3 separate regions of the Mus musculus genome follow, and all the other regions are linked to region 3. A link is a loop called in an ENCODE intact Hi-C map of the cell type or tissue named here. Cell type or tissue: heart. All regions are shown on one strand. Each heading gives the region's core, and the rest is flanking DNA. Links, peaks and the distances in the headings are about the cores only. Region 1 holds the start of Agfg2 (ArfGAP with FG repeats 2). Region 2 overlaps Agfg2 (ArfGAP with FG repeats 2). Region 3 holds the start of Nyap1 (neuronal tyrosine-phosphorylated phosphoinositide 3-kinase adaptor 1).

Evidence for each region. Hi-C counts contacts between places; a loop is a spot of excess contacts. Peaks named below come from ENCODE experiments on the same cell type or tissue, not always from the same donor. Only the 100,000 strongest peaks of a DNase experiment are listed, where the experiment ranks them.
Region 1: it touches region 3 in a loop (5-fold over the local background); 14 of 42 quality-filtered maps call a loop at or near these places.
Region 2: it touches region 3 in a loop (2.4-fold over the local background); 13 of 42 quality-filtered maps call a loop at or near these places.

What each region holds. Positions count from the first base shown.
Region 1 is chr5:137,678,872-137,689,098 of GRCm38, forward strand. It overlaps Agfg2 (ArfGAP with FG repeats 2), which reads right to left and starts at 5,882. Exons shown (of 12, transcript NM_178162.3): 1 at 5,488-5,882. The coding sequence starts at 5,708. Gm15498 (a long non-coding RNA gene) reads right to left here. Exons shown (of 2, transcript XR_003956003.1): 2 at 6,514-6,770. In heart, for the core only: a CTCF peak has its summit at 5,833; DNase peaks (open chromatin) are centred at 3,554, 5,050, 5,180 and 5,980; H3K4me3 peaks cover 2,747 bases; H3K27ac peaks cover 3,568 bases.
Region 2 is chr5:137,666,204-137,676,430 of GRCm38, forward strand. Agfg2 (ArfGAP with FG repeats 2) reads right to left here. Exons shown (of 12, transcript NM_178162.3): 2 at 1,478-1,571; 3 at 858-973. Among named protein-coding and RNA genes, the nearest start is that of Agfg2, 13 kb to the right of the region's middle. In heart, for the core only: CTCF peaks have their summits at 4,256 (motif pointing left) and 5,899; DNase peaks (open chromatin) are centred at 2,908, 5,798 and 6,358; H3K4me3 peaks cover 556 bases; H3K27ac peaks cover 2,907 bases.
Region 3 is chr5:137,737,773-137,747,999 of GRCm38, forward strand. Nyap1 (neuronal tyrosine-phosphorylated phosphoinositide 3-kinase adaptor 1) reads right to left here and starts at 3,396. Exons shown (of 7, transcript NM_001347505.1): 1 at 3,279-3,396; 2 at 1,879-2,030; 3 at 37-383. The coding sequence starts at 1,946. Tsc22d4 (TSC22 domain family, member 4) reads left to right here and starts at 8,197. Exons shown (of 5, transcript NM_023910.6): 1 at 8,197-8,642; 2 at 9,076-10,087. The coding sequence starts at 9,344. In heart, for the core only: CTCF peaks have their summits at 972 and 3,724 (motif pointing left); DNase peaks (open chromatin) are centred at 2,869, 3,639 and 8,219; H3K4me3 peaks cover 3,358 bases; H3K27ac peaks cover 3,190 bases.

The DNA.
Region 1 (10,227 bases), core at 1,263-9,262, 58 kb before region 3:
CTCCATCAGACTGGCCTGTAGTTAATCCTCTGTGGGAGCATTTCTGGATTAATGATTGACATGGGAAGGCCCAGCCCACTGTGGGTGGTGCATCCCAGGGCAGGTGGTCCTGGATTGCATAAGGAAGGTGAACATGGAGAACAAGCCAGAAAACAGCACTCCTCCATGACCTCTGTTTCCATTCCTGCCTCTGTTTCCATTCCGGCCCAGACTTCCCTTAATGAGGGGCTGTGATTAGGACATGTAAATCAAATATACCCGGGGCTGGAGAGATGGCTCAGCGGTTAAGAGCACCGACTGCTCTTCTGAAGGTCCTGAGTTCAAATCCCAGCAACCACATGGTGGCTCACAACCATCTGTAATGAGATTTGACACCCTCTTCTGGAATGTCTGAAGACAGCTATGATGTACTTACATATAATAAATAAATAAGTCTTTTTAAAAAAATCAAATATACCCTTTCCTCTGCAAGTACCGTGTGGTAAAACACACATGGTGTTTTACCATAGCAACAGAAAACAGACTAAGACAAGGCAAGTGGGTTCAGCCGCTGAGCAGTCTCTCCAGGTCTCTTCTGTACATCATACCTTAATACATGCTCACACTGCCATGCAAAACACCCCGGGCTCTGCTGTACTTGATGAGACACTACTACTTATACACAGATAGGCTCCACTGCGGTAAGCTAGTGAGCTGTTACTGCTGTATCTCCATCGCTGGGGCTTCAGTTACTCAGCTGTAATCTGTCAACTACCCAAAAAAGACATATGCAGGCTGCTGGATTACTGCTGTTTCTCCCTAACCATCAGCACAAAATCCTAATGTATGGGCAATCAACTTTACGGACCTTCAAGGAAATTCAATCTAATAATTTATTTATTACTCTGTGTGAGTGCCTGTTCAAGCCACGGCAGGAGTGTGGGGGTCAGAGGACAACCTTTTGGAATCAGTTGTTTCCTTCTACCAAGTAGGTCATGGGTATTGAACTCAGGCTGTCAGCCTTGGCAGCAAGTCCCTCTAGACATCTCATTGCTAGTTGAGTTCTCTTACTTAACCCCATGGGAACAGACGACCCCCAGCCGCCTGTCCAGTCTGAGGCACTGGCAGCCCCAGCAAAGCTAGCCCTCTTGGAGTCTCTTGAAGGATTAGAACAAATTTCTCCTACCACATCTCCATTAGGCCATAAGACTCTCTATCCAGTGTTTGCCTAAGTCGCAGGAGTCAATGATTTAAAACAAAAACAAAAAAACATTGCAGGGCTGGAGAAATGGCTCAGCAGTTAAGAGCACTGACGGCTCTTCCAAAGGTCCTGAGTTCAAATTCCAGCAACCACATGGTGGCTCACAACCATCCGTAACGAGATCTGACGCCCTCTTCTGGAGTGTCTGAAGACAGCTACGGTGTACTTAGAATAATGAGTAAATCTTTTTTAAAATTACATTAATTTTTGTTTTACGCTTTAAAAAAATTATTTTTATGTGCTTGAGTGTATATGTGCCTGTGTACCACGTGCACGCCTGGTGTCCTCGGAAGCCATCGGATCTCCTGGAACTGTAGTTACAGGTAGTTGTGAGCTACGATGTGTGAGTGCTGAGAACTGGACCCTGATCCTCTGCAAAAACTACCAAATAATGAGTCGTCCTCCAGTCTCCAGCCATTCGTTTGTGAGTGTGTGTGCACGTGTGCGTGCCTTACATATGAGCCCTAGTGCTCCCATGAAGATCAGAGGACTTGAAGGAGTCTCTCCTACCAGGTGGGTCCAGGGAATCAAGCAAGCACCCATAACCACAGGGCCATCTCCCCAGCTCCGGCAGGTGTGTGGCTTTTCATTCATGAGACCAGCAGCTGGGAGTGACCTCGAGGGAGCGGTCTAAGATTCTACAAATTGCGCACTGATACGAAGCAGTTAACTTCTCCAGCACAAGAAATCAGGTTTTTAATATGGCCTAGATCCCTTGTCCTCCCTTCTGCTCTGGTTGTGGGATATTCATTATAGAAGACGAAGGTTATCAGGGGATACTTGAAACCAAATCTAGTAAGTGGTAACAATGTCGGCATTTCCTGCTTATGCAGAGCTTTATCTTATCAAAACCCTAGGAAAAAAATATATTTTAAAGCTCAGCGTTGTAGAGCATGTCTTCTATCCCAACACTTGGGGGGTGGGAGGGGGGGGGGGCAGAGGTAACCAGATCTCTAAGTCTGACGACATCCTGGTCTACATGGCCAGTTCTAGGACGGCCCAAGCTGTATGGCGAGACCTTGACCCCCACCAATATTTTTTTTAATTACATGTATTTATTGTCTCTGTGTATACACCTGTGCCGCAGCCTGTGCGCATAGGGCAGAGAACAACTTGGGGAATCAACTCTTCTTCCCTTCTCCCAGGTGGGAACTGAACTCAGGTCAGCAGGCTGGGCAGCAGGTACTTTTATCAACAGATTCATACCCCTCCCCCTATCTCTGTCTTTAAAAACAAGGTGTCCTATATCACAGGCTGACCCCAAACTCACTCAGTAGCTGAAGGTGACCTTTAAAAAGGTTGCATTTTGTTTGGCTGGTTGGTTTTTATTAGTACCCACTGGGATCTGGTTTTACTGTTACTGTTTTGTCTGCATTTATCTATTCTTAGATGGCATCTATGAGTGTTTCGTCCGTATGTCTGTCTGTGCACCACATGCATGCCAGAAGAGGATGTTGATTCCCTTTTGAACAGACGGTTACCGATGGTTGTGAGTGCTGGGAACTGAACCTGGGTCTTCAGCAAAAGCAAGAAGTACTTTTAACTGCTGAGCCATCTCTCCAGCCCGAGCCCTCCCTGAGTTCGTTATCTTTCATGCCATCACCTCTAGCCATTAGAACAGAGGAACAGTTTTCCTGACAGCCGTCGTCCCCCAACCCCCAGCCCCAGGGCCTAGCTCTGAGAGATCATAAGGCTTCTCTTCACTTCTATCCAGATGCAATAATTTGATTTTCCAGACTGGGGGGCAGGGGGCTGTGGCTCAGTAGTAGAGTACTTGCCCATCATGTGCAAGGCCCTGAGTTCAAACCTAAGTATCAGAAAAGCAATACAGATTTCCCTTCTCATAACATTTCAAGATTTATGCTTTCTTTTGTATTATATGCTATAATATACAGGATATCCATGTGTATATGTGTTCACATGTGTCTGAGTTTATATGCATGCAAAGGCCAGTTGACTTGGGTACCTCCCTTGACTGCCATCCACCTTATTATATATAGAGGCCAGGTCTCCCTTCTGAGCCAGAGCCTCTCAAGTGCTAGGATCACAAGCAAGCCACCTCGTTCTCCTGGCCTTTACCTGGGTTCTGTGAACCTGACCTCGGGTCCTCACGTTTTCATGACAAGTACTTTACCCACTGAGCCATCCTTTCAAGCTCATACACTGTCCTCTATACGGGCACGGGGTGTATATGGATGGTTTAGCCAAACAATCCAGGCCAGCCTCAGTCTCCCCGGGTGGTCACATACATGGTGGTCCGTGTCCAGCCACAGTGGTAGAAGGGAGGCTGAGAACACTGGTGGACTGGGGCTACAGCTCAGTCCAAGTGCACCCTTAGTGTTCATAAAGGCCTGGGTGGGACCCTGGCACCTCACAAGTCAGGCTAGTGCACACCTGTAATCCCTGCGCTCAGGAGGTGGAAACAAAAGTCATTCTTAGCTACACAGTCAAGGCTAGCTTAGACCACATGAGACCCTGTCTTAAACAACAACAACGATAAAACCATAGACATTTTAAGAAGAGGGTGACAATGTAGTAGAGACATAGTTCCACACGGTCTCCTAGGACACCGGGATCTTCATTTCTGGTCTCCCCACAATCCTAGCTCGTACTAAATGACAAACGCTGGGAACAGAATCCTCCATATGGCACTGGGTAAATTACTAAACCTCTTTCTACTTTTGATCTCCCATCTGTCGCAAAAGAACAATACTCCTTGGTTTTTTTTTTTTTTTTCAGGCTGGTATGCATATAAGAACAGGAGAGCTTTCCTTATTAAATAAATAAATAAATAAAATAGCAGTGTACTAAAATACTAGAAAACCAGACAAAAACGAGTCCCTAAGAAAACCAAAGATCTCGAACCCAATGTTAGTCAAATAATTCCTAAGGAGAAGGAGCTTACTAAATAACTAGAAATCTGGGGTGGTCTGGGCTGAGGGTAGCATTGTGGATTTTACAACCAAGCCTCTGCTCCCCAAATTTACAGTTTACCAGATGAGACTCGGCAGTACACTTAGGAAAGACCCCAAAGCATGCCTGTAACCCCAGCCATTACAGAGGTAGAGGCAGGAGGACTCTGAGTTCCAAAGCCACCCCTAGCTACATCATGAATTAAAAGTCACCGTGGACTGTATGAGACCCCGTCTCAAGACAAATTAAAAAAAAAAAAAATGGACTGGTGAGCTAGCTAGCTCAGCAAGTATGGGAGCTTACAGCCATGCCTGTTGACCTGAGTTTGATCCCCAGGCCCCACACGTAGTGGAAGGAAATTGCTGATTCCTACAAGTTATTCTCTGATAACCACACAAGCCATGGAACCTACATGTCCCTACAGTGCAAAGTAAAGAAATCAAATGCAACTTTAACGGGGGCAGAGGACGAAATGGGGAAAAGAAAAGAATATGCCATTCTGATCCTCATCTCTTCGGGAAAGCTAAGCTGTCCGCCAGGATAACCCTTTGGCTCTCTGCCCTTAGTATATTTCGTAAGTCATCTACCCTCTAGCTAGCATTCCAGAGCCTGAAAGATTAGGATCTGCACCTGATCCCTGGCTTCATACCTGCCACTCTAGGCTGTCAGCCTGGGCTAATGCGTGGAGCATTTTCCATTCCCTTCTAGGGTACTTTTGTCTTAGGCTCGACTTCCCTATTTCTTTCCCTTCTCCTTCCACCCCGTTCCCCTCCGCTCCCCTCCTGGTGGAGCGGCAAGGGTCTCATGGTTGGCCTTGAACTCCTGATCACCTCCCCCTCAGTGTTGGGATTACAGGCGTGTACCACACTACTCGGGTTTTATGCAGTGCTGTGGATGGAAACTCAGGGCGCCGAGCGTGCTAGGCAAGCACTCTACCAACTGAGATACAATGCAACCCCAGCTAAAGTTCCCTTTAAAGGTCTATGTCAATTTCTGGCCCTTTAAGTCCCTCCCCCACCCCACCCCAGTCCCTCCACACTTTCTCTCTCCCCACCTGCAATTCGCCTTCGCCTCCCCCAGGGAGTTTCTCCAATCCTCTCCTCGTGTCCTTCTACAGCCCCCACCCTCCCTCTGCAGCGCGACTCCACTCCCGTCTTCTGTCCCCCTGCGCTTTTTCCCTTTCCCCCACGACACACCTCTGCAGCAGGCGACCTTCCACCGCCACATCCAATGCCGGGGCTACCCCTCTGACCTCCTGGATCGCCCCGAGCTCCTGCAGACTCACTTCACCCGAACCAAACCCAGTTCCCCCCCCCCCCCCCGGATCCACTCACAGGAGGCCGGAGCAGGTGGTGCAGACGAAGCTGCCCACGGTGATGTCCACATACGTGACCCCGCGCTGGGCGCACTCGAAACAGTGGCGGTTCCCGGCCTGGCTGCAGCCGCCCAGCTCCCGCACTCGGCGGCACCACACCTCCGAAGCGGCTTCAGCCTCCGCTTTGCTCCCTCCGACCCCGCCACCCGGGCCCGGGCCCTTCTTAGCCGCCATCACCATCTCTCCTCCAGGTTCCTCTGCAAGTCAGCGGTCGCTCCCCTTTAACCGCTCGCTGCCTTTCCCGCCTCCGCCGCCTTCGCACGCCCGGCAACCCTGACACCAGCTCCTGCAGCCCCGACCACGACCGCGAGAGACTCTGCCGCCCCCTTCCTCGTCCTGTTCGGCACGCTGATTGGCTAGTCTCCCCCCACCTCCTTGCTTTAATTGGTTCGATTCGAGACGGCCTCCGGTTGCTGGAGCCTTCAGAACCACGCCCCACTGCCACCCGGCCTTCTGTCTTTTCCATTGGTTCACAAAGACCCCCACCTTGCAAGTACAATGCGTGCCCTCCTCCTTGTCCCCGCCCCCTCTCGCCACGGACTCCTATGCTGACTCTGATTGGTTGTTAAGGTTGCAAAATTAGCGTGCGAGAGAAAGGAGGTGTTCGGCGCGTGCGTAGTGCTCATCCTCCGGATTGATACTAATTCCCGCCAAATTTCAAAGGCTCGTTCCAGGCTGAGCCAGGAGACAAGAAAATCGGAAAGAAATTGCCCTAGGATGAGCTGGAGGAGAAAGGGAAAGACAGAGAAGGGGAGTGCTTTGTAAAAGATACTTTATTTATCCAAGTCATAGAAAGAGCCCCCACTTTAGAGTCAAGTTAAAAACCTGAGGTAGGATGCAGAAGGGATGAACGGCGTTTGCCACTAACCTTCATTCCCACTCCTGTAAGAAAACCGACTCCTATAAGCTAGCTGCCTTCTGATTTCCATGAGTACACACACACACACACACACACACACACACACAAATAAATAAATGCATGTAAAAAATATTCAAGAAAACATGTTGAAGTGGATCACAGAACTGGTTTGTGGCTCAGTCAGAATTTGAATCTGAGTCTTTTGATTTTAAAAGCTCTGCTCCGTGGCCAGGGATGTATCTCAGCTGGTAGAGTGCACTAAGCGCGAGGTTCAAGCCCCCAGCACTGCATACAACTCAGCGCGGTGGCACAGGCCAGTAATTCCAGCATTTGGGAAGTGGGGGTAGCAGTAGCGGTACTTCAGAGTCATCCTCGGTCACTGCCTGGAAAAGGAAAGGCTGAGAATAAGCAGGTTTAGGGATGCTGGCAACCATAAGTCAGGACTTTGGTTTCAGACATGCCAATGGGATGCGGGCAGATGAGAGATAGGTTTCTGAGTTATTGGTACCCAGGAGCCCATGGGCTAGATGAGGTTGCTTAATTGTTGTCATAGCTGCAAGTGTACTTCCCCCTGAGCTGTGGTGATGCCAAGTCCCCATGTACACATGCAAAGGAACCATTTTGCTTCATGTAAACCATGGCTGCATGCCTTGGATTCCAAGCAGGTGGATCGCTGTGAGTTTTAGGCCAGCCTGGTCTATGTAGTGAGTTCCAGGGGATTACACAGTGAAATCCTGTCCCCCACCCCACCCCCACCAAAAAAAAAGCCTCTTGTACATTTTCAGAGTTCAGCGTTCAGCATTTCCCTGTGCTGGCCATTTCTTGCACAGCTTCTCTTTAGCCAGTGGTTATTTCTTCACCCCTTAAAATGTTACCCACCACAAGTGAATAAATGGGCAGGAATTGGGGTGACCACTAGACTCTGATAGCTTCCAGTCTGTCTTTTGCTACAGGGTGTGGTCTGCAAGAGCAACCAGAGGGTGCGCTTCCTCCTCCTGTCTCTACTCCACCCAGGCCATATCAGAGAGTGACAACCCTATTTCCCCTCATAATCAGCAAGAGCACAGGCAGCCCGGGGACTCCCTCTTCTGCTATTGCTCCTGTGGCCTGGTGGGGAGGGCTTGGTGGCTTTCCTGGTAAGAAAAAGGCCCTTCGCCCTTGGGGAGTTAAGTCTACAGAACCCAAGCAATAGGGGGTGGGAGGTAGAAAGCAAACTTTTTTTTTTTTCAGCATGTTGCAGTGGGAGCTGAAGAGATGTCTCAGCAATTAGGAGCATTTGCTGCTCTTCCAAAGGATCCAAGCTTAGTTCCCAGTTCCCACGCTGGATGACTCACAATCATTATTACTCCAGCTCTAAGGGATCAATGACTTCTGTCTTCAGGACACTGGCATGCATGTGGCAACCGCCTCCCCCCATCAGAGCAACACACACACACACACACACACACACACCAATAATTGGGGGTGGAGGAAACGGTAGTCATAGCCTAAGTTGGTACTTTAGTCAGTTAAGTGCTCACTGTGCAAGCATGAAGACCTGAACTTTATGTGAAGAGACCCATGTGAAAGGCTACATGATACATGCTGGTAATCCCATTTCTGGGAAGGAGACAGGCGCATCCAGTCAGCCTAGCCTAGCTTAATCAGGGAACCCCAGATTCAAATGAGGGACCTTGTCCCAGAAAACAAGGCAGTGAAGAGTTTCTTATGGTGGCAAACACATTTAATCCCAGTACATGGGAGGCAGAGGCAGGTAGATCCCTGTGAATTTCAGGGCAGCCTGGTCTACATAGCAAGACAGGACTACGTAAAGATACTCTGTCTCCTCCAGCCCCCACCACCAAAAGCAAACAAACAGAAAACCAAGGTGCTTAATAATAAGAAAACAAGGGGCCGAAGAGATGGCTCAATGGTTAGGCGTATTAGCTGCTCTTGCAGCAGACCTGAGTTTGATCCCCAGTACCCACATGGTGGTTTACAAACATCTGTCCCAGGGGATCTAAAGCCTTCCTCTGACTTCTAAGACCCCAGGCATGCATGTGGTATACACAGACATATGTACAATCAAAACACCCATACACATAGAATAAGATAAATACATCTTTAAAAAAAAAACTTTTAAAAAACCAGTGAGCCGGGCGTGGTGGCGCATGCCTTTAATCCCAGCACTTGGGAGGCAGAGGCAGGCGGATTTCTGAGTTCGAGGCCAGCCTGGTCTACAGAGTGAGTTCCAGGACAGCCAGGACTACACAGAGAAACCCTGTCTCGAAAAAAAAAAAAAAAGGCTGGAGAGATGGCTCAGCGGTTAAGAGCACCAGACTGCTCTTCCAAAGGTCCAGAGTTTAAATCCCAGCAACCACATGGTAGCTCAAAACCATCCATAACGAGATCTGACGCCCTCTTCTGGTGTGTCTGAAGACAACTATGGTGTACTTACATATAATAAATAATAAATAAATAAATAAATCTTTAAAAAAGAAAAACAAAAAAAAACAACCAAACAAAAAAAAAAAACAAAACCAACCAAACAAAAAAACCTAGTGGATAGCTCCTGAAGCCTACACACACACACACACACACACACACACACACACACACGAGTAGTAATAGTGAAAGCTTCCCAGACCGCTTCTATTCAATTTCTGTCTTGGATGGAAAAGACTTGACACTTCATGTCAGCTACTGGATCACATATTCCCATCAGCATGAGAGGGTCCAGCCTCCCAGGTGTCGTCTCCTGGATACCACTAGATCAGTTTTCAGGGGCCATTTCATTGTCATTATTTGGCCAGCTGCTTCCGGTGCATTGGAAATATGATAACAGCTCTTGCCTTCTTTGGTTGTGTGCATGTACATGTGTGTGCACAGGTGTGTATGTGTGTGTGCGCGTGTATATGTGTTTGTGTATGTGTGTGTGTCTGTGTGTGTGCATGTGTGAGTGTGTGTATGTGTGTTTGTGTATGTGTGTCTGTCTCTGTGTGTGTGTGTGTATGTGTGTTTGTATATGTGTGTGTCTGTGTGTGTTTGTGTATATGTGTGTGTGCGTGTTTGTGTATGTGTGTTTGTGTATGTGTGTGTGTCTGTGTGTGTGTATGTGTGTTTGTGTATGTGTGTTTGTGTATGTGTGTGTTTGTGTATGTGTGTGTGCGTGTTTGTGTATGTGTGTTTGTGTATGTGTGTGCCTGTGTGTGTGTGTATGTGTTTGTGTATGTGTGTGTGTCTGTGTGTGTGTATGTGTGTTTGTGTATGTGTGTGTCTGTGTGTGTGTATGTGTATGTGTGTTTGTGTGTGTCTGAGTGTGTGTGTGAGTGTGTGTGTGTGTGTGTGTGTATGTGTATGTGTGTTTGTGTCTGTGTGTGTCTGTGTGTGTCTGTGTGAGTGTGTGTTCATCTGGATATAAAAATCAACCTCAGGAGTTGTGCCTCCATTGCTGGGCACCTTGCTTTTTGAGACAGAGTCTTTCACTGTCCTAGAGATAATTGATGAAGCTAGGCTACCTGGCAACAAGCCCTAGAGATCCATCCCCCTGTCTCTGTGACCCAGAGCTGGGATTTCAAACGTGTGTCCCCACACCTGGCTGAGAGGTGGGGACTGAATTTAGGTCCCCATGCTATACAAATGTCTTACTGACTGAGCTATATCTCCTGTCCATTTCTCTATTCACCTAGAAGCATGGTTCGTGGTTAGAGACACATTCCTGGCTGGACCACAATCAGGGCTCCCAGCAATGAATATAATAGCCACTACCATCTCAGTCACTACCTGAGTGAGACCCTCAACAAGGTCAGGCCTGTTGATGTTCCCTCTTAGGAGTGAGTAGAGAGTAATTTGTTCCTCGAC
Region 2 (10,227 bases), core at 1,157-9,156, 71 kb before region 3:
AACTCAGGACCTTCGGAAGAGCAGTCAGTGCTCTTAGCCACTGAGCCATCTCTCCAGCCCCGGTACTTGCTATTTTGAGACAGGGTCTCACTGACTTGCCAAGGCTGGCCATGAAAACATTTCCATAGCCCAAACAGGCCCTGCCCATTCCCTCCTTGTCTCCCAGTCTCTGGGGTAGCTGCACCACCATGCTTCCTCAGATTTCTCCTCATTCCTATAGAGAGCGATTGTGTATCTTATCCACCATGGAGCTCAGCCTGCCCTGACCTCAGTTCTGCTGCAGAAGACTCCCTTCCCACTCCCCAAACGTTCTGCAAGCATCTTAATGCTAGGATACCCCAATGAGGTGGTCTCGGAGATGGCCCAGTGGGTAAGGTGCTTGTTGTATAACCACGGGGCCTTGAGTTCAGATCCCATATAAAGTTAGGTGTGCTGACGAGAAGATCTATCAAGGGCTGGAGAGATGGTTCAGTGGTTAAGAGCACTGACTGCTCTTCTGAAGGTCCTGAGTTCAAATCCAGGCAAGTTTTGTAGATCAGGCTAACCTCGAACTCACAGAGATTCACCCACCTCTATCTACGGAGTACTGGGACTAAAGGTGGGCACCACTATCACTATGACCTTGAATTTTTAATTCTCCTGCTGTATTCTCCCAGAGTGTTGGGATTACAGGCATGAACCAATATGCCCAGTTTCAATTTGTTACTTTGAAGTCAGAATTTAGGTCTAACTGAATCTGGGAGTTGGGGGTGAGCAAAAGACCCATTCCAAACCTGGTCACAGAGAAACACCAGTAAGACTTTGGAAATGGGATTGTGGGCAAACTGCCTTGGATATGTCTCTTTCTTCCTTCTTACCATCTTTTTTTCTCATATTTTTCTTGGAGAAACTCCTTCACCTTCTGAGGATCCCTGGAATCTGGTATCAACGATGTCCGAGCATCAAAAAGACCGAGCCAGATTTTCCGACAGACCTGAAGGGACAGAAGCGGTAGAATGCCCGGAGTGTAAATGGCACTGTTAGTGAACCTCTGATTAATGATGTCAGGCTAATATACTCAAAGATAAAAGATCTACTGAACTTGGATACAGTGTGTGTGTTGGGGATCGGCATTCACCTACAAAACAGATATAATCCCTGCCCCACAGTTTATGATCGAATAGGTCAGGCCTTATGTAAACATATAATACACATAAGGCAAACGATAGCAGATACTAAAAATATGGAAGAAAAAGTTCATCCCAAAAGAAACTTTTGGGGGGCTGGCAAAAAAAAAAAAAAAAAAGCAGATGGCCTGAACTGGATCCCTAGGACCCAGATAGTGAAAGCAGAGAACCAACTCGTAAAAGTTGTCCTCCATTACCACAGACAGACAGACAGACACACTAAATAGAGAAATGTGAGGCAAAGCTCAAAGCTTTGCTACCAAGTGGCATGATTGCTGCAGCCTCCATCCCCTCCCTCAGCGTCTGCTCACCTCATTTCCACGAGATTGGAGGAACAGGACTTCAGGCTCAGTGAAAGTTGTCATGGAGATTGACTTGACTCGATGAGGGGGGTTCAGGCCTCTCCTGTAGGACAGAAATAGAGAGGTGAGCTGTGGCAGGTGAGTGCACAGGAGTGAGGATGGAGAAATGAAGTAACAGCACAGAAGATGGTCTCAGTCAGGACCCCATCCAGGGCTGGGGGCGTGGCTCAGCGGTAGAGCCCCTGCCTAGAATTCCCCAGGGAGGGGCTGGGGGCGTGGCTTAGTGGTAGAGCCTCTGCCTAGAATCCCCCAGGGAGGGGCTGGGGGCGTGGCTCAGTGGTAGAGCCCCTGCCTAGAATCCCCCAAGGAGGGCCCGGGGGTGTGGCTCAGTGGTAGAGCCCCTGCCTAGAATCCCCCAGTGAGGGGCTGGGGGCATGGCTCAGTGGTAGAGCACCTGCCTAGAATCCCCCAGTGAGGGGGCTGGGGGCGTGGCTCAGTGGTAGAGCCCTGCCTAGAATCCCACAGTGAGGTGCTAGGAGTATAGTTTATCAGTTAAAAATTGGTTGACTTAGTATACACAAGGCCCTTGTTTCTATCCTCAATATTGGAAAACAAAGACTCAAAAACTCATCAAAATGAAAGTCCTGCCAAAACAAACAAACAAACCAAGAAGAACAACAAACATCCCTGAGGAATTGGGTCATCAAGAAAGAAAGAAAGAAAGAAAGAGAGAGAGAAAGAGAGAAAGGGAGGAAGGGAGGGAGTGAGGAAGAAAGAAAGAAAGAAAGAAAGAAAGAAAGAAAGAAAGAAAGAAAGAAAGAAAAAGAGGGAGAGAGGGAGAGAGGGAGGGAGGGACAGAGGGAGGGAGGGAGGAAGGAAGGAAGGAAGGAAGAAAGAAAGAAAGAAAGAAAGAGAGAGAGGGAAAGAGGGAGGGAGGGTGGGAGGGAGAGAGGGAGGGAGGGAGGGTGGGAGGGAGAGAGGGAAGGAGAGAGGGAGGGAGGGAAGGAGGGAGGGAGGGAGGAAGGAAGGAAGGAAGGAAGGAAGGAAGGAAGGAAGGAAGTCAGTTTTACCAAGGACCAGCAAGATGGTTCAGTGGGTATAGGAGCTTGCTGATCTAAGGACCTGAGACCCACACAATAGAAGGAGAGAAATAATGCCCACAAATTCTTGTTTGACCTCCATGTGTATTGTGGCACCCCCCCATATACTAAATAAATAAATTTAATAAATTTTAAATATCCCAACTAGAAGCTAATTTCTAATATCAGGAAAAAATATAAATGAGAATATTCTGGAAACTTCAAAGGAGAGACAAGAAGAGAGACAAACACATTGTGATCCTGTCAGTGACTTGGGAGGAGGAGGCAGAGTGGCTGGCTCCGATCCTGTCTGGTGCTCAGCGTTTGGCTGAGGGGGTGACTTCTGGGAGCCGAGACACTCAGCCACATCCCATTTCTGGCTGTTATTCTAGATCTATGGCGACACGTCCAGAGATCTCGTGGGCTTTGCCAAGCATGAAGTCTGGCAGAAAAGGGACCCTTGACGAATGCTGCTGACAGTACCGAGAGAAGGCTGTGTCGAGAAGGGTGGGTATGCGAAAGCCAGCTGCCTTGCTCCCTTAGCAGAAGAATGGAGCTGTGGGAAGAATGGACAGCCCACCCCCTTCAGGCAGTCATATCTGGAACAGAAACATCCCAGGCGTCCCTCTTCCGAGAGCTTTTAACAAAGCAGGAAGAAATTTAAAAGTTCAGCCATGAGATGGAAAGACGGGCCACAGCCATGTTCTCATGCCTGTTCCGTTAGCTCCCCGGAGAGCCAGGTCTGTCCACAGACCGCGTGTGGGGATTTCATTAGAACAGAAAGGTTTCTTACCTATCCACTTGCCCTTCTGAGGTTCTAATGGGGAAACCAGAGGCTCAGCTAGGTGAGCACTTCATGGTTTCCCCTTTCTTTTCTTTAAGCTTTATTTATTATATGTGAGTACACTGTGGCCGTCTTCAGACACACCAGAGGAGGGCATTGGATCCCATTACAGATCATTGTGAGCCACCATGTAATTGCTAGGAATTGAACTTAGGACCTCCGGAAGAGCAGCCAGAGCTCTTAACCGCTGTGCCATCTCTCCAGCCCCCTTTTCCCTTCTGAAGTTAAATGTATCTATTTAATTATTCATCGTGTGCACACTTCATGGCCCACGCACGAGTGGAAGTCAGAGGACAACCTGCAGGACTCCAGTCTCTCCTCCCACCGTAGGTCTAAGTGCCCTCACCCACTGAACCATCTCACCAGCCCCCAGGTCTTCCTTGCTTTAGACTTTAAATCTTACTCCAGTCTAGAGCATTGCCCTCATCTTAAAACAAAGGCAGCCACGCCAAAACAAAGAAATTAGACCAGGAAGTAAAAGACCACAGAGGCACGCAAGAAAGTCTCTGATATCGAGGCACCTTTGGCTTTGAAATACCAGGTAGGGCCTCAGACCATAGTTTAGTTGGTAGGATGTTTACATGAAGCCCTGGGTTCGTCTCCAGCACTGTATAAACCAGGTGTGGTGGTAGATACCTATGACCAAAGCTCTGGGGAGGTGGAGGAGGCCATCCTTGGCTATATAGCAAGTTCAAGGCCAGCCAGGAATATGAGACCCTGTCTCAAAAAATAAATGAATGAAGATATGGGGCTGGAGAGAAGGCTCAGTGGTTTAGAGTTCAACCTGGGTTGAATTCACAGCAACTACATGGTGGCTCACAACCATCTGCATTTCCAGGGGATCTGATGCCCTCTTCTGGTCTCAGATAGCACTACTCCCACATGGTCCACACAAACATACAGGCATGTATATATGTATGTATGTACATACATACATACATACCATACATGTAAAATAATAAAATAAAGATATAAGTAGGAAAATATAGTCACACTCACAGGTAGCATGCACAGCATGAAGGTATCCGTGCCAAGTTTGGAAGAATTGGCCGTGACCATGCCAGCATAAGTGATGGCAGAGCGTGGAGACAGGGCAGATGCCAAGCCACAGAGTGAACAGTGAAGGCTGGCTTCTTCTGGGTGATAAATTGCTCATTTAAGGGGCTTTAGAGAGGGCTGGGACACAGGAGGCTACAGACGAGGTCATTTTCCAGCCACTCTGCCACTAGACTTTTGAGTAAAGACTCTCCAGATGCCCTTATAAAATGACAAGCAGTATCCAAGAGGGTGACATCTAAGGAAAGATGAGAGGGAAGCAGACAGCAGAACTTGGGTCCTGTAGCAAACAATAGCTCTTAAATAGGATCTCTCCTGGAGTCTGCTGGGATCAGGTTTCCCAGGCAGTCTTTCTCTGAGCGCTTGCTCACTAATGACTTGATTTAGTTTGGTTTTTAGTCTGAGGCAGCCCGCTTCCGTCTCGGATTTTTGAGACAGGGTCCAGGTTGGCCTCGAACTTGCTTTGTGGTTGAGGATGGCCTTGATCCCCCAATCCCACTGTCTCTCCACTTCCCAAGTGTTGGAGACCACCATGTGCCTTGCTATACAGTGCTAGGGGCATCATGTACAGGGCATGAGCACTCTACCAGATGAGCTATAGCCCAGCCACTCTAGTAGCTGAGGAATGACTCTCAAAATTGACCTCTGGTCTCCACATGCATACGCGCGCGCATACACACACACACACACACACACACACACACACACAGACACACACACACACACACACACACACAGACACAGACACAGACACACACACACACACACACACACAAACACACATACACACCGGGTGGGGACTCAGGAAGCCAAGTGTATTCACTGCAATAGATGCCATCCAGTTGGACACTTGATGGATTAGGGAGAATGATTCAGGATGTTAGCAGTGGGAAAGGAAGAGAACTGGTCATGGGAACAGTGAAATTTATTATGTTTACATTAGAAAAGCAGATTCTAAACCCATCATAAGAAGGTCGCTGACATTTCCTGAAAAGGACAACCAGGAACTGTTAGCAGTTGTAAACACAGAGGCGCTTCCTTGTGAGGGGGACAGGGAGGGGAAGGAGAGGGAGGGGAAACTCAGGCAGGAATCAATCAAAAGCAGACTGCATAGAGCAGCAGACTCACCGTCTGCCCGAGTGTGGACAGGAGGGGTGTTTTAGGAGGGGCGTTTTGGGAGGGGAAGATGAAGGAAGGCTGGGAAGCAATTGGAAAACACAGGGCCTGAATGTATCTGAAGGGAACAGGATGTCTCTGCAGTACAGGACAGAGAGCACCGCTCTGACCTTGGTGTCTGGGGACTCGATTATGAATAACCACAGTCAGTCTGGGGGGCAGGGAGAACACTCCAGAAGGAGGCTGCAGCCCAGGGAAGAGGGCCTATGAGTCAGACGATGTCTCTCTGAATCATACGGAGGCTACTGCTGGCTAGGAACACAGATGTAGAAACCCTTTCCTGCCAGCAGTGGCCTAGGTGTTTTGCATTTAGTTGGGTCCAGTCCAGGGTCATGTGAGTTTCAGGGTCATGTGATGGGCCAGATGTGACTCACTGGCCTGGAATGAAACAGACCCAACCCTCTGGCTAGCATCCAGTGTCCCCAACAAAACTCAGGTCTTTCCCCACAACACCCCCAAATGAGAAGGAGCTACTACTCTTGTGTGATGGCACACCCATGCCAGACAAACTCAGAATTAAATTTACTTGCCCAGCCTGAATAGGGCAATCATTTTAAATTAACTTAAATTAGTTTATTTGCGTGTGTGTGTGTGTGTGTGTGTGTGTGTGTGTGTGTGTACATGCAAGCCTGTGGGGAGGCTGGGGAAAGACATTAGAGTCCGGGTCTATCACTTGATGCCTTATTCCCAAGGCTGAACTTGGAGCGAGGCTGGCAGCCAGAAAAATCCCAGCAATCCCCCTGCCTCCATCTCCCACACTGCTACTGTTACATGTACATGCCTAGCTTTTCACATGGGTGTTGGGGATCCGAGCTCAGAGCTCTTACCCACTGAGCATCTCTGAATCCCCCGGAGGAAGCAATAGAAAGCAAACTGACTACTATGGCTTGAGCTTTAAGTCAGTGTTATTACCTACATTCACTCCTTTCCCTTCCTACTTCTTTCTGAAGTATGGTAGCCTAGGCTAGACCTTGAGCTTGCTCTATTGCAGAGGACGATGCTGGAATCTTCTGCCTCCACCTCCCCAATGCTGGGTTATACTGGTGTACCCTTGGTAGCCCATACCCAATTTATGACCTCATGACCAACCTCTGGGCTTCCTGCATGCTAGCAAGCATCCTACCAACCCAGCTTCATCCCCAGCCCCTCCTCTCCCTCTCGGTCTCTTTTGAAAACCAGGCTCCTAATAGCATCCAAAAGACTCTGCTCTGCAAAGGCAACTTCTTGCGTGTACAGACAACCAGTCTCCCAGGCCTCTTGCTGTCCCTCTCCCCTCCCCTTTGATTTTATTAAACACTAAACACACAAGTATCTCCACCCTACCACACCTTGCCACTGTCAAGCTGGCCTATATTTTTGCTTCTATCTCGATCCATGGAAGCATCAAACCCGCTGAGAGGCTGAGATAAGAAGGTTCTGTCAGGTCAACAGTGGAAAAAAACCAGTTCCACCCAGCAGCTAACTCCTCACATCAGTGCCAATTTCAAACTCGGGAAGTCCTTTCCTCTGAACGCCTGTGTTCGGATTCATACAACCTGGATTTGGGTCTCTTTCCTGCTAGAAGCTCCACTCTGCTCCTTGTAATCAAAGGATAGCCAAACCCGTTCAGTTCTTTTCTAACAAACAAATAAATAAGCCTTTTTCATCAATCTAGGTAGCGTGTGCCCTAGCACACGTGTGGAGGTCAGAGGGCAGCAGGTAGGAGTCCCTTCTCTCTCCCCACAAGTGTCCTGAGACTTGAACTCAGGTGGACAGGCTCAGGAGCAGGCTCCATCAGCCACTGAGTTCATTTCTTTGACTAATAACAAGAAGTCCCTGCTAGGGGTCTCAACAGTCCCGACCCTGCTCAACGACCAATTTCACTAATTTCAAAAATTGACATAAATTCTTCTTCAATCCACTTCACTCCTTGTTCAACTGTGAAGATAAACAACACTCCCATTGTGCAGAGCTGGGCACGCATCTGACAGCCCTGCTGGCTCCTCTCCCTCAAGCCTTTTGCACATTTCCCCTCCTTGTTTCTGTTTGTCACCTGTTTCTTTTTCCCACCTCCTAAGTGCCAGGATCACAGGGGTGTGCCACCATCCCCAGCTCCTTTTTCTTTGTTCTGTTTTTAAAACTATCTATCTATCCATCCATCCATCCATCCATCCATCCATCCATTCATCCATCTATTATTTATTTATTTATTTGATAACAAGCACCTTTGTGCACTGGCCCACCTCACAGGCTCCCTTATTATCTATGTATTCCTGGTGTGTGGGGAGGGACACATGTGCCCCAGAGTGCTTGTGGAGGTCCAGAGGACAACTTTAGGGAGTCTCCTTCCTCCTTAGAGAGACTAGGGATTAAACTCAGGTTCTCAGGCTTGGTGGTAGGACTCCATGAGCCAGCTTACTAGCCTTTCATTTGCTTTCTTGAGATTGGAGCTAGGTAGCCCAAGCTAGCGTTCAGCTTGCAAGTCATTCCTGTGAGGGTTTCAGACCTAGGCCACCATGCCTGGCTTCCTTTTACCTTCTTCTGCATCCCGTATTTATTTATTTCATTTTTTTATTTTACGTATGTGAGTACACTGTAGCTATCTTCAGATGCACCAGAAGAAGGCATCGGATCCCATTACAGATGGTTGTGAGCCACCAAGTGGTTGCTGGGAATTAAACTTGGGACCCCTGGAAGAGCAGTCATTGCTTTTAATCACTAAGCCATCTCTCCAGTTGTTCATGGACCTCTAATATAACAAATAAGTAAATCGGGGGTAAAGTGATTGATTAATTAGCACGAGGACCTGAGTTTGATGTCCAGAACAAAAGCCAGGCCACCAAGCATGATGGCACACACGCCTTTCATCCCAGTGCTCAGGAGGCGGAGGCAGGCAGATCTCTTGAGTTGGAGGCCAGCCTAGTCTACCAGAGTGAGTTCCAGAACAGCCAGGGCTATGCAGAGAGACAGTGTCTCAAAACAAAACAAAACAGCCACCAGCTGGAGAATGCCTGAGGAACAACATCAGCACACAGACGCACCCCCACGCACACCCATACACATAAGGCTAAATCAATAAGTCAATGAAACTGTGCCATTTACCTCTGCCCAGTAAAGGTGCCCATGAGAGATGAGGGAGGAGAGGAGGGAACACAGAGAAATAAACAGGGCAAGGTACAAATGCAGTTTCCACTTCAAACAGATGGAAAAGTACTGAATCAGCGGACGGACAGACAGCCGGTTACACCTTCCTTCAGTCTGCCAAGAGACGGATCTTCATCAAGAACCACTTCTGGCAGGCCGGGTAGGGAAACTGAGGCACGTGTAATTCAGGGGCTGGTTTCAAAGGAACACATCTCTGTAGACACCTCCCTGGAGGACTGCCCGAGTGAAGTCTGACTGCCATGGTCAGAGTAAAGCTAGGCAGGAGTCAAAGGTGGCCATCCCTGAGATCCAAAGCAGTAAAGGGGGACCTGACAGCCGGGGCACAGAAGCACGGCTTGCTTTGGTGGACAAAAAAGATACGTAGCATTTCTCCTTCCACACAGTGGTTGACCCATGGGGACTCTGAAGAAAGCGTGAATACGAAGGATCATCTAAGGAGTCAGGGGAAAGGCTCAGCAAACACAAGGACCAGAGTTCGATCCCCGAAGCCACATGAGGAGAGCTGGATGTGGTGGCTTGCCACTGTAGTCTCAACCCCAGGGAGACGGAAACAGTGGACTCCCGGTTACATGCTCCACACGCAGCCTAGCTTCATCAGGAGGTTCCCAGCCACTGGAGAGACCCTGTCCCCCAAAACCAAGGTGGGTGGCACCTGACACACCAGGTTATCCCTTAGGCCCCACATGTTTGTGTGCACACACATACACACAAACACAAACCATTATAAAAGGCAATAGAAGGACTGGAGAGATGGCTCAGGGGTTAAGAGCACTCAACTGACTGCTCTTCCAGAGGTCCTGAGTTCAATTCCCAGCAGCCACATGGTGGCTCACATGTATCTGTAATGGGATCTGATGCCCTCTTCTGATGTGTCTAAAGATAGCAACAGTGTACTCACATACATTAGAGAAAGAAAGAAAGAAAGAAAGAGAGAGAGAGAGAGAGAGAGAGAGAGAGAGAGAAAGAAAGAAAGAAAGAAAGAAAGAAAGAAAGAAAGGAAGGAAGGAAGGAAGAAAGGAAGAAAGAAAGATGTTTTTAAAAAAACGACGGCCGGGCGTGGTGGCGCACACCTTTAATCCCAGCACTCGGGAGGCAGAGGCAGGTGGATTTCTGAGTTCGAGGCCAGCTTGGTCTACAAAGTGAGTGCCAGGACAGCCAGGGCTACACACAGAGAAACCCTGTCTCGAAAAACCAAAAAATAAAAAAATAAAAAAAATAAAAAAATAAAAAAACGAAAGAAAGAAAGAAAGAAAGAAAGAAAGAAAGAAAGAAAGAAAGAAAGAAAGAAAGAAAGAGGAAGAGGAAGAGGAAGAGGAAGGGAAGGGAAGGGAAGGGAAGGGAAGAAAAAGCAGATATTTAGAGGCTGCCCTTGAACTCTACCCCCTCCCTGCCTAAGCCTCAGGAATTCTGGTTTACACATGCATGCCACCATACCAGCTCGATAGGTGCTTTTTAGTAAC
Region 3 (10,227 bases), core at 659-8,658:
AAGAGGGATGGGGAGCAGGGTGGATGGATGTCTCACCTGCTTTCTTACTTGGAGGTGTCTCTGCCCCTGGTCCTGCCATGCTGAGCTTGGTGCTGGGGTGTCTCCGGGGCTTAGCTGGGGGTCTCCGGGTGCTGCTGTCCTCCGTGAGCCCTCCCCCAGGCCCACCACCTACACTGTCCATGCTGCCCACCGAGTGGCAGGAGAGAGAGCGTGGGGCCATGGTGCTGCGGCAGGGGTGAGGGGTGTGTTCCTGGGACGCGGGCATCGTCATGAAACCCATCCTGAGGGATCGTCGAAGCGAGGCAATGTCTCGCACTCGAACCCCAGGCCCTGGGACAGCCCCAGGCCCCACCGGGCCTGTGGGGGCTGCTTCCTTACTGGAGCTAGGGAGAGAAGACAGGATGGGGCAGAAGTTAGAAGGCAAGCCTCTACCTTGTTGTCTTCCATCTCAGGAGGAGATAGCATCTTCAAGGGTAGGACAACTGTGCTTCCCCACTGAGGAGGAGAATAGGAGCCTGGGTTAGGGATATCTGAAGGTCTAAGGTTTGCAGGTAGATTCTTTGGATTTAAGAAGAGCAAGGCAATAGGTAGGGGTGAAGGACAGCATATGATATCAGAAATGGTGTGTGTGTGTGTGTGTGCGTGTGCGTGTGTGTGTGTGTGTGTGTCTGGTGCTGACTGACCACCTAACTAGTACACAGCCCGTTATGTGCAAAAAGATGCAATCCAGGCAACAGCCACCCGACAGACAAGCAGACACACCTGCCCCTGTGGCTCCTCGCCTGTGCTGGCCTCTGGCCTTTCTGTATGTCCAGCTACAGTGTACTATGGCCTCTGTCACACCACAGGCCTCTTCTCCCAGAGGCAGGGTGTGATGCCTGAATCATCAGAGCCTCTCTCTCTCTCTCTCTCTCTCTCTCTTCCTCTCTCTCTCTCTCTGCTGCCCTCTCTCTGTCAGCTTCCTCACCTCACTTGTATTCCCTTTTCTCTGTCCCCGAGTTCTCCTCTGGGTGAGTGAAGGGGGTGGCTGGCAGGGAAGCTGGGAGACGCCGCCGCTGTGGGGTGGGCTCTCATTAAGGCCCTGTCTACTAACCCTTTATTAGGGAGAGATCACTGTAGTGATCACTCTGATTAATCTAATTAACGGCAAGAATTAAACTCCACAGTTGTGAGGAGGGATGAAGAGGGCTGGGAGGTGCTTCTGACTCAGGCTCCAAGAAGCTGTATAGTCAAAAGGGAAAGGAGCCAGAGGAAGCAGCCTGGGTTCCTCAGAGGTCAGAAGAAAGGGCTGGTGGAGATGCAAGAATGAGGGTGGGCACGGGGTCTCCACCTGACTCTTCTGCAGTACTTAGCCTAAAAATCCTTACACACACACACACACACACACACACACATACACACACCTGTCATTTAGTCGTACCCTCCTTCCAACAGGACCCTGACTGGTAGGGGATTACATTGAGTGCTCTTTGAGGTCCCTAAAATGACCCTTTCTCTGGACCCCACGAGGATGGTAGGGCCTGCCTGCCCTTTCCAAGGTCAGGTGACAAGGGAAAGCCAGCAGCCAGTCTCAAAATAACAGAAAAAAAGAGAGTCAGGAAGGAGGGACTTGGGCCCTTTAGGCATGGGAGCAAGCCACTAAGGTTCTTTAAGCTGGAAGTCGTTCCCCTGGCTAAATCCTCTCCCAAGAAGCCAGGAACAGGGCTGGGACCAAGCAAGTGCATGTGCAGCCCATTCTATGCTGAATAGAAAATCTGGGGAAAAAAAAACTCTTTGATGACAAAGCTGGTGGGCCCCCGAGAAGGGCTGTGGCTAAGCAAAAGGGGGAGGTCTGGTGCAACAGGCGGTGGGTGGGACAGTCGGAGGGCCCAGCCTTACCTCCGTTTGGCCTCCTCTTCTTTGTGCTGTCTCCACTCCAGCTTGGTTTTTCGGTAGAGAAGGTTCATGTCGTGGGGCAAGAGGTGGGGGCTGAGGGGCCCTGCTTAATGCCACCAGGCCCGGGGGGCGGCCCTCCCTGGGTCCCGGATCCACTTGATAAAGGGAACAGGTGGAGAGAAAAAAGAAGATATGGTTGGGGAGGGAGGAATGAAAGAGAAAAAGGAGCAGAGACGTGATTTGGGTCTTCAGAAAAGGAAAACACAGGCACAGAATATCCCATACAGTTTAGGGAACCCCTCCCAGACAGGCAGCCATAGAAGTGTGTGTGTCCAGAATCACACACCCTGACAAAGGTGTTTGGAGCCACAGACACTGAGCGATCAGGTTGGCACAGATTCCCATTCTGTGTAAATATATCCCGAACCACCACAGACAGACAGACCTCACAAGCATACAGCAACTCTGTAGGGACACAGCATATTTAGACACACCACAGGCCACAGACATATCTACAAATAGGGACAGACATAAAGGGGCACAGGTAAACACAAACCCAGGAACAACACACACAGACATAAACACCCACAGACACACCCACTGATAGATACACACAGACCTCTAGCACACAAATCTGCTATGGAATTGGCCACACCTACAGACAAGTTGTGCTCAGGGCCTACTTGCGTACATTGCACCCAGCTTGGGGGGGGGGGGAGTTAGGCTTCCTACCCTCTTTTAGGCCCTGAGGCTTAGTGGGGGGTTCATCAGGGCAGGGTGGGGATGCTGAAGGAAGGATGGTGATACTGAGTTGGGCAACTGAAATCCCATCCATCCATCTACCTTCACTCTCCGGAGTCCCCGCTTTTCCAATCCTGGGCCTGGACCTCCGTCCACCTCTATTCCAGCTCCCTGGTCCCTCAGCAATGGTTTCTGCCTCCCTCCTCTTGCTGATAGCCCAAATCAATCTACCTTCTGTCTGCTCCAGGATTTGGGAGAACCCCCGGCTCCCCCCTAGTAGTCCCGCCCTTGAATCCCACCCTGGCGGGGGTCTCCAGTCTGGCCCCATAGCAACCTTCTGGGCTTCGGCCTCCATACCTGCGCTTTGCGTCCCTTCCCCCAAACACACTCTCTCCCTTTCGCCTTCAGCTTCACGTCTCCTCCCTGGAGCCCCTCCTCACAGCCGTCCTCCTCCTTCCCCAGTTTGTTCCAAACCTGGCCTGCTTTAACCCCCCCCCCCTTTTCCATCCAAGGGCCCCAGGTTCCCGGGGCACCCCCTCCTCTTCCCCTTGTCCTGCTACCCTGGGTGTCTCCGCCTCTCGCCCCGCCAATTCCTCCCTACCCGTAGTCCCCCCATCACCACCTCCCCGCATGAAGCCTCCCCAGTTTCTACATCACCGTACCTGGCCTGCCGGGCGCCGGCCCCCCCATGCCGGGCTCCGCCCGGAGCAGGAGGAGGGAGGAGGAGAGACAGAGAGAGACTGGGGGAGCCGAACTGGGCCCTGCCGCAGAGACAGCCCCGCCTCCGGGTCCGCCCCCAGACCCGCCCCCGGCCCCAAACCCACCCTTCCACACCCTCCAAGGGCAGAGCGGGAACGGCGGTGCGGCGCTGCACCAGGAGGTTAGGGTGGAGGGTGCAAGGACTGCGGAGCGTACAGGGGATCTTGAGAGGATGGTCTTGGGGTGTGGGAGTTCCGCTCCGCAGCTTTCGGGCGTCTGGTTCTCGCCGACCCGCGCCCCCTACTCAGCCGTGTTGTGCTGGGTTGGGTCTCCCAAGCCCTAAGCGGAGCGGGGTGCTCAGCGGCGCCCCCCAGCGGAAGCCTGGAGGTCGCACCCACCCGCGAACCCGGTGCGCCTTAGTGCTCCCGGGTGGGAGGCTGCGGCTGCGGCCCCTGGGTGCTACCAAGCGGTGAGGCGGGCAGAGGGACTCCGAGTCGCCTGCCTGGAGATCAGCGCATCTGCTCAGCAGGGGGCGTGCTCCCTTGGCTTAGTCCCCGCCGTGCCCCCACCCTGCCACCCCGCCCTAGGTGCGGGGAGGGCACGAGAATTGGCTGGCGGTGCTGGGCCTCCTCCCCTTGCAGCCTCCCAGGCGCCCGGACCTTGTTCCACCGTGTGGGGCTCAAAGTCTTCCGCGCGTCCGCCCCCGCGCTCCAAGTCATTCCTTACTAACCTTTGACTCCGTGGGCGCCGCCCGCCAGGATCTGAGCGCACCAGGTTGGCCCGTGCGGGAGACCACCAGGGGCACCACCTGGGAGTGGTTAGGGATGTGACCTCACCCCTCCCCTCTTTTGACCTTTTCTCATCAGAGCTCTGACAAATTCCTTACGTGGATAGCTTTGTGGTTGGGTAAATTAGCATCGAGAAGACCTCTGCTGTATCCGCCAAGGACTGGGGGGGGGGGGGGGGGGGGAGATATCCCCTGCAAAATATGCACATCCTAATCCCTGGTACCTGTGGACGCTTTTCAATGCGGCAAAATCTATGCAGGTGTGTTGTGTGGCCCCAAGCACATCCCACTGCTTGTCTGAGCCATGTCTCATTTCACACTTGCCTCGATTAACCTTACTGAGGCTTGACACGCTGCGGCACACACCTGTGATCCCAGCATTCCTCAGGTAGAATCAAGAGGCGCTTCAGTTCAAGGTCATCCTCTGCTACACAAGTTCAAAGCCGACCGTGGCCTACATGCGACTATAAATAAAGACCTTAGGAAGGAAGAGGGTTGTAAGCACTTTGTAAACCAGCAGCCTATATAGGGATCCAGTTTGGAGGAGTAAGGGTACGTGGGAAGCTTGTTTCCTGACTGCAGCTACTACAGCCATTTTTACTATGGCGAAAATATGACAGACAAGACGAGCAAGACTGTGGCTTTTTAAAAATTTTCAGACAAGGTTTCTCTGTGTAGCCCAGGCTGTCCTAGAACACACTCTGAAGACTAGGCTAGCCTACAACTCAGAGATCCTCCTGTCTCTGCCATCGGAGTACTGGGATTAAAGATGTGTGTCAGCCGGGTGTGGTGGCGCACGCCTTTAATCCCAGCATTTGGGAAGCAAGGCAGATTTCTGAGTTTAAGGCCAGCCTGGTCTACAGAGTGAGTTCCAGGACAGTCAGGGCTGCACAGAGAAACCCTGTCTCGAAAAAAAAAAAAAAAAGATGGTGTGTCATCCATCTACATCTGTCTCTGCGCCTCTGTCTCTTTGTCTGTCTCTGTCTGTCTCAACATTTACCTAACCTTAGAATGTGGTCCGAGGGACTAGGGAGCTGCTCGGCAGCACATACTACTTTTGTGGAAGACTACAGTTCAGCTCCCAGCGCCCACACTGAGTGGCTCACAACTCCCTGTAATTCCAGCTTCAGAGGATTAGATGCCTGGCCTCCTCAGGCACCCGTACCAAATGGGCACATTCCTACACCCAGTCACACATACATACACATAATAAAAACAAGCCGTAAGACAGGCATGATGGGGCATCCTTTAATCAGCACTAGGGAGGCAGAGGCAGGCGGGTCTCTGAGTTCAAGGCCAGTCTGGACTGCAGCTCAGCAGGAAAGCATTTAGCTAACATGCCTGGGTTCACTCACTAGTACCAACACTACCACAATAATAGAGGTGATGAGAACTTTCCATGAGTTTCAGGTATGGTGGCTACGTTTGTGGTTCTTGAACTCAGATGTAGTAGAAGGGTTAGGAGTTCACCTGGCTACCAGCTTGGGCTACTAAAACCTTATCTTAAAAAACTTATGTGAAATCTGGGTGTGGTGACGCATGCCTTTAATCCCAGCACTTGGGAGGCAGAGGCAGGAGAATTTCTGAGTTCGAGGCCAGCCTGGTCTACAGAGTGAGTTGCAGGATAGCCAGGGCTACACAGATAAACCTTGTCTGGAAAAGCCAAAAAAAAAAAAAAAACCTAAAACAAACCAAAAAAAACCAAAACCAAACAAACTTATGTGAAGCAAAGCAAGGAGTCTAGGTATTCCCATAGAATCCTAATTCTGCCTTAGAAAAATAATGGAATGCCTCTGAGCCTCAGTTTCTTTCATCGAATATCTGCATTCATGCCATTGTTCTTCCCTATGGGATAAGGTGAAGGCTTAAATTTTTATTTTATTATTTATTTATTTATTGCAGAATCTTAAGTAGCCCAGGCTAGCCTCTTATTCACTATGTCCCAAGACTAACCCTTCAGGTAGTTTGCTGATGCTAGAGATGGAATCCAGGGCTTTATATATGAGGTAAGCACTCTACTAAACTATATTCCCAGCCCAACCAAGGGTTCTTTCTTCCTTTTTTCCCCTCCTGTCTGTCTGTCTGTCTGTTACTGTTGAAGCAGGATCTCATGTAGCTGAGGCTGGCCTTGAACTCTTCAGCCTCCTGCTTCTATGCCACCTCCCATGATCTGGGACTATAGGCATGTACATGCACTGCCACAGCCAGCTAGGATTTTTAAAATATACCTAAGAACATACCTAAGAACAGTTCTTTTTTTTTTTTTTTTTTTTTTTTTTGTTTTTCGAGACAGGGTTTCTCTGTGTAGCCCTGGCTGTCCTGGAACTCACTCTGCAGACCAGGCTGGCCTCGAACTCAGAAATCCGCCTGCCTCTGCCTCCCAAGTGCTGGGATTAAAGGCGTGCGCCACCACGCCCGGCTCTAAGAACAGTTCTGTTTGAGGAAAATTAATTAGAACCTATTTCCTTCCAAACCCATGAGTGACACCAGATGCTGCCTTTAGATCCTGCTTTGGCTGAAAGATTCTTGCCCAGAATGCCAGTATGGGTGCCAAGAAAGAAAAATGGCAGTTGGGAGTTCGCTTTTTTTCTTGCCAGTTGCAGAATAGACCCTTTATGTGTGTGCAGATTCTCCTTCATAATGATGAAGGGATAATATGGGACAGGTGGGAGAGGGCTGGAGATGGGAAAGAGCTGGTCTGTAGCCAGCTGGGATTGGTTCTCAGGTATACGCACGGGGTAGTTGTGTGGACATGGGTGTGTGTCCAAGCACTTGGGGAAGCAGAAGTGAGCAACTTCATCTTCCCATCTACCTAAGTGTTTATATGAGGGACAAAGATGAGAAGGTAGCAATGCCTGTTCTGGGCTGAGGAGTGGCTCAGCAGGTAAAAGTTCTTGCTACTCAAGCATGAGGACCTGAGTTCAAATCTTCAGTAGCCACATGAGAAGCCAGGCATAACCATGTGTGCCTATAACCTCAGTGTTGTGGAGAATAGATGTAGAATTATTGGGGCTTGCTGGATGCCTACCAAGCTATGCATTCAATGAGAGACCCTGAGTAGGACACCCAGTGTGGTCCTGTGGCTAACAAACACACACAAGTGTGTGCAACTACTCATTCATGTGCACACACACGCCACACACATGTCTACCCTACCACCAACAGCCTTCTTGGATAGTTTGCTTTCTCCAATTTTCCCTTTTTAAGAGAGGGAAACACCGTATCAGAGATTTGATTTCATATACTGGAGCAGGAGCAGGATAGACAGGATGGCTCAGTGGGTAAAGGGCCTTACCACCAAACCGGATGGTTGGCACTATTCCATCCTTGGACCCACATAGTGGAAGAGAAAACTGACTCCTTCAAGTTGACCTCCAGATCTACACATACATACATTCACAGTAAAAAAAAAAAAAAAAAAAAAAAAAAAAAAAAAAAATTCAAATATTGCAGCAAAATCCGAGAAAAGATATTGGAGGAATAAAACACGTTTGGGTACAGCTGATACTTGTTACAAGTCCATGATGGCGTGTATGGGCGTTCATTCTCCTAGTTCCTCTACTTTAGGGCATGTTTGAAAATTTTCATAGCCGCTCGCTTTTGAAAACAGAGTGGGGAAAGGAGTTTCTCGTGAATTTACGGTGAAAACCAGAGACGCTGTGACAAATCACAGCCAGTGGGTCACATTGACTATGTATTTATGGACAGTCAGGTACCCAGAACATGTCTGGCACGTTCCTTGAGACTCTTTTGGAGAACCTGCAAAAGCCTACAAGTAAGGGAATCCCTGGCCTCCCGCAGGCTCCTCCTCTTTTTCTCCGCCCTCATGCCCCTCCCTCCGAGGAAGAGTTGCCTGGAACCTGGCAGGTGTAGGGTTAAAGCAACCAGTTTGGGACCCGCAGCGGCAGAAGCTGCAGCAGCAACAGCAGCAGCTACAGCAGCAACTGTAGGCTGCGGCTGCGGCTGCGGCTGTGGCAGGCCTGGCTCCGGGCCAGCTGGCAGGGAGCCTTAGGAGGGAGGAGGGAGGAGGGAGGAGGAAGAGGGGAAGGAGGAGGAGAGGAGCAGTGAGCAGGCCCGAGAAGGCAGGACTTCCTGGTGTGGGGGTTGTCAACAGCCCAGAAAGAGAGCCAGAGACCCAGACCGAGACGGAGCGGAGCTGAGGAGCTGAGAGATACATCCAGTGGGGCCACGTGGGAGGAGCCTTGAGAGAGAGCCACTCAAGGGACTGGAGCCAGCGGGGGGCTGAGCCGCCCCCTCCCACAGCAACAGGGAAGACCCGTGGAGTGTTAACCGAGGCTGCGCCTGGGCTCCCCCGTGGAAGCGCTGGTTTCTTCTCGTCTCAACTGCAAACTTTCCACCGAGATGCCTCGCAGAGTGAGATGCGGACGCCAGAGAACACTGGGTAGCCCTTGATTGCTGCCTGCCGTGGCCTGCTCTAGGCCGCCTTAGGATTTAAAAAAAAAAGAGAGAGAGAGAGAGAGAGAGATCTTAGTCCCCCAGGTCTTCTCTCCAGCTCAGCTCGGTGGCCGAGGCCCGAGAGGTAGGTAGTTCTCCCGGGCTGGGCGGGGCGCTTGGCTTGGCGGGCAGTGCCTAACCAGCGATGGGGGAACTGGAATGGGGGTGGGGTGGGCTTGAGGCCCGGCAGAGGCCTCAGGGTGGCCCTTTCAGGGGAGGAGCCGATTCACCCCTGTGCCCCTGGCCATGGAGATACGTGTTGGGGACGAGTTTGGATCTCAAGCATGAAATGTCCAACTTTGGGTCCCAGCTGCTTCTTCCTGTTGTGGGTGTTCTGAATTCTGTCCCCTCTGCTCCGGTCTGTCATTTCTACTTGTCTCTGGGTCTCTAGTGGCTTTCTTCTTCCTCCCTCCAGTCGGCTCCCCCGAGAGGAAGCCCCGGAGGTGGTTTGGCCCCTGCTTTTTCTTTTGCTCACGTACACACACTCTCGCTCACTTTCTGTCTCTTTCTTTTTCCAGTTTGCAAGCTCAGCTTTGGGGTTTCAGCGGCGACAGCAGCAGGAAAAACCTGCCCCTGCCCCCCCCTCCTGCCACCTCCCCTCTGTACTCCAGTCACTAACCAGGCACCCCCAAGTTCCCACAAGGCCCTCCTGCCATGTCGGACCCAGACGTCCCCAGGGGCCCCGATGTCCCTGCCATGTGGCCCCCTTGTTCCAGAGGTGCCTGAGCCCCTCTCCAGGAGCCCAGCCCCTCCCCCACCCGAGCCCAGTCCGGAGCCCCAGGGACCATGAGTGGTGGTAAGAAGAAAAGTAGTTTTCAGATCACCAGCGTCACCACGGACTATGAGGGCCCAGGAAGCCCAGGGGCTTCGGATTCCCCTGTCCCACCGGCTCTCGCTGGGCCCCCGCCCCGCCTCCCCAATGGGGACCCCAACCCTGATCCAGGGGGCAGGGGCACCCCCCGGAATGGCTCTCCGCCACCTGGAGCCCCTGCCTCCCGTTTCCGGGTGGTGAAGCTGCCCCAAGGTTTGGGAGAGCCTTATCGTCGAGGTCGGTGGACGTGTGTGGATGTTTACGAGAGAGATCTGGAGCCTCCAAGCTTCGGTCGGCTTCTGGAGGGCATTCGAGGGGCCTCTGGAGGCACCGGAGGCAGATCATTGGATTCTAGGTTGGAGCTGGCTAGTTTGGGCATAAGCACCCCTATCCCGCAGCCAGGCCTGTCTCAGGGCCCCACCTCTTGGCTCCGCCCGCCCCCTACTTCTCCTGGACCACAGGCCCGCTCCTTCACAGGGGGGCTGGGCCAGCTGGCAGGACCTGGCAAGGCTAAGGTGGAGACACCCCCGCTGTCAGCATCTCCACCCCAGCAGCGCCCCCCAGGGCCTGGGACTGGAGATAGTGCTCAGACCCTGCCCTCTCTGAGGGTAGAAGTGGAGTCTGGGGGTTCAGCAGCCGCAACCCCTCCACTGTCACGGAGAAGAGATGGAGCAGTTCGGCTGAGGATGGAGTTAGTTGCTCCAGCGGAGACAGGAAAGGTAAGAGATGGGTTCATGGGGGCGGGGCGGGACCTACTGTACTCAGGCGGCTGACCTATATCCTGGGCCTCCTCCCCTCAGTTTCCGTCCTGCCGGCCCACCCCTTATCACCTGTCTGTTGGATAGGCATAAAGTCCCCT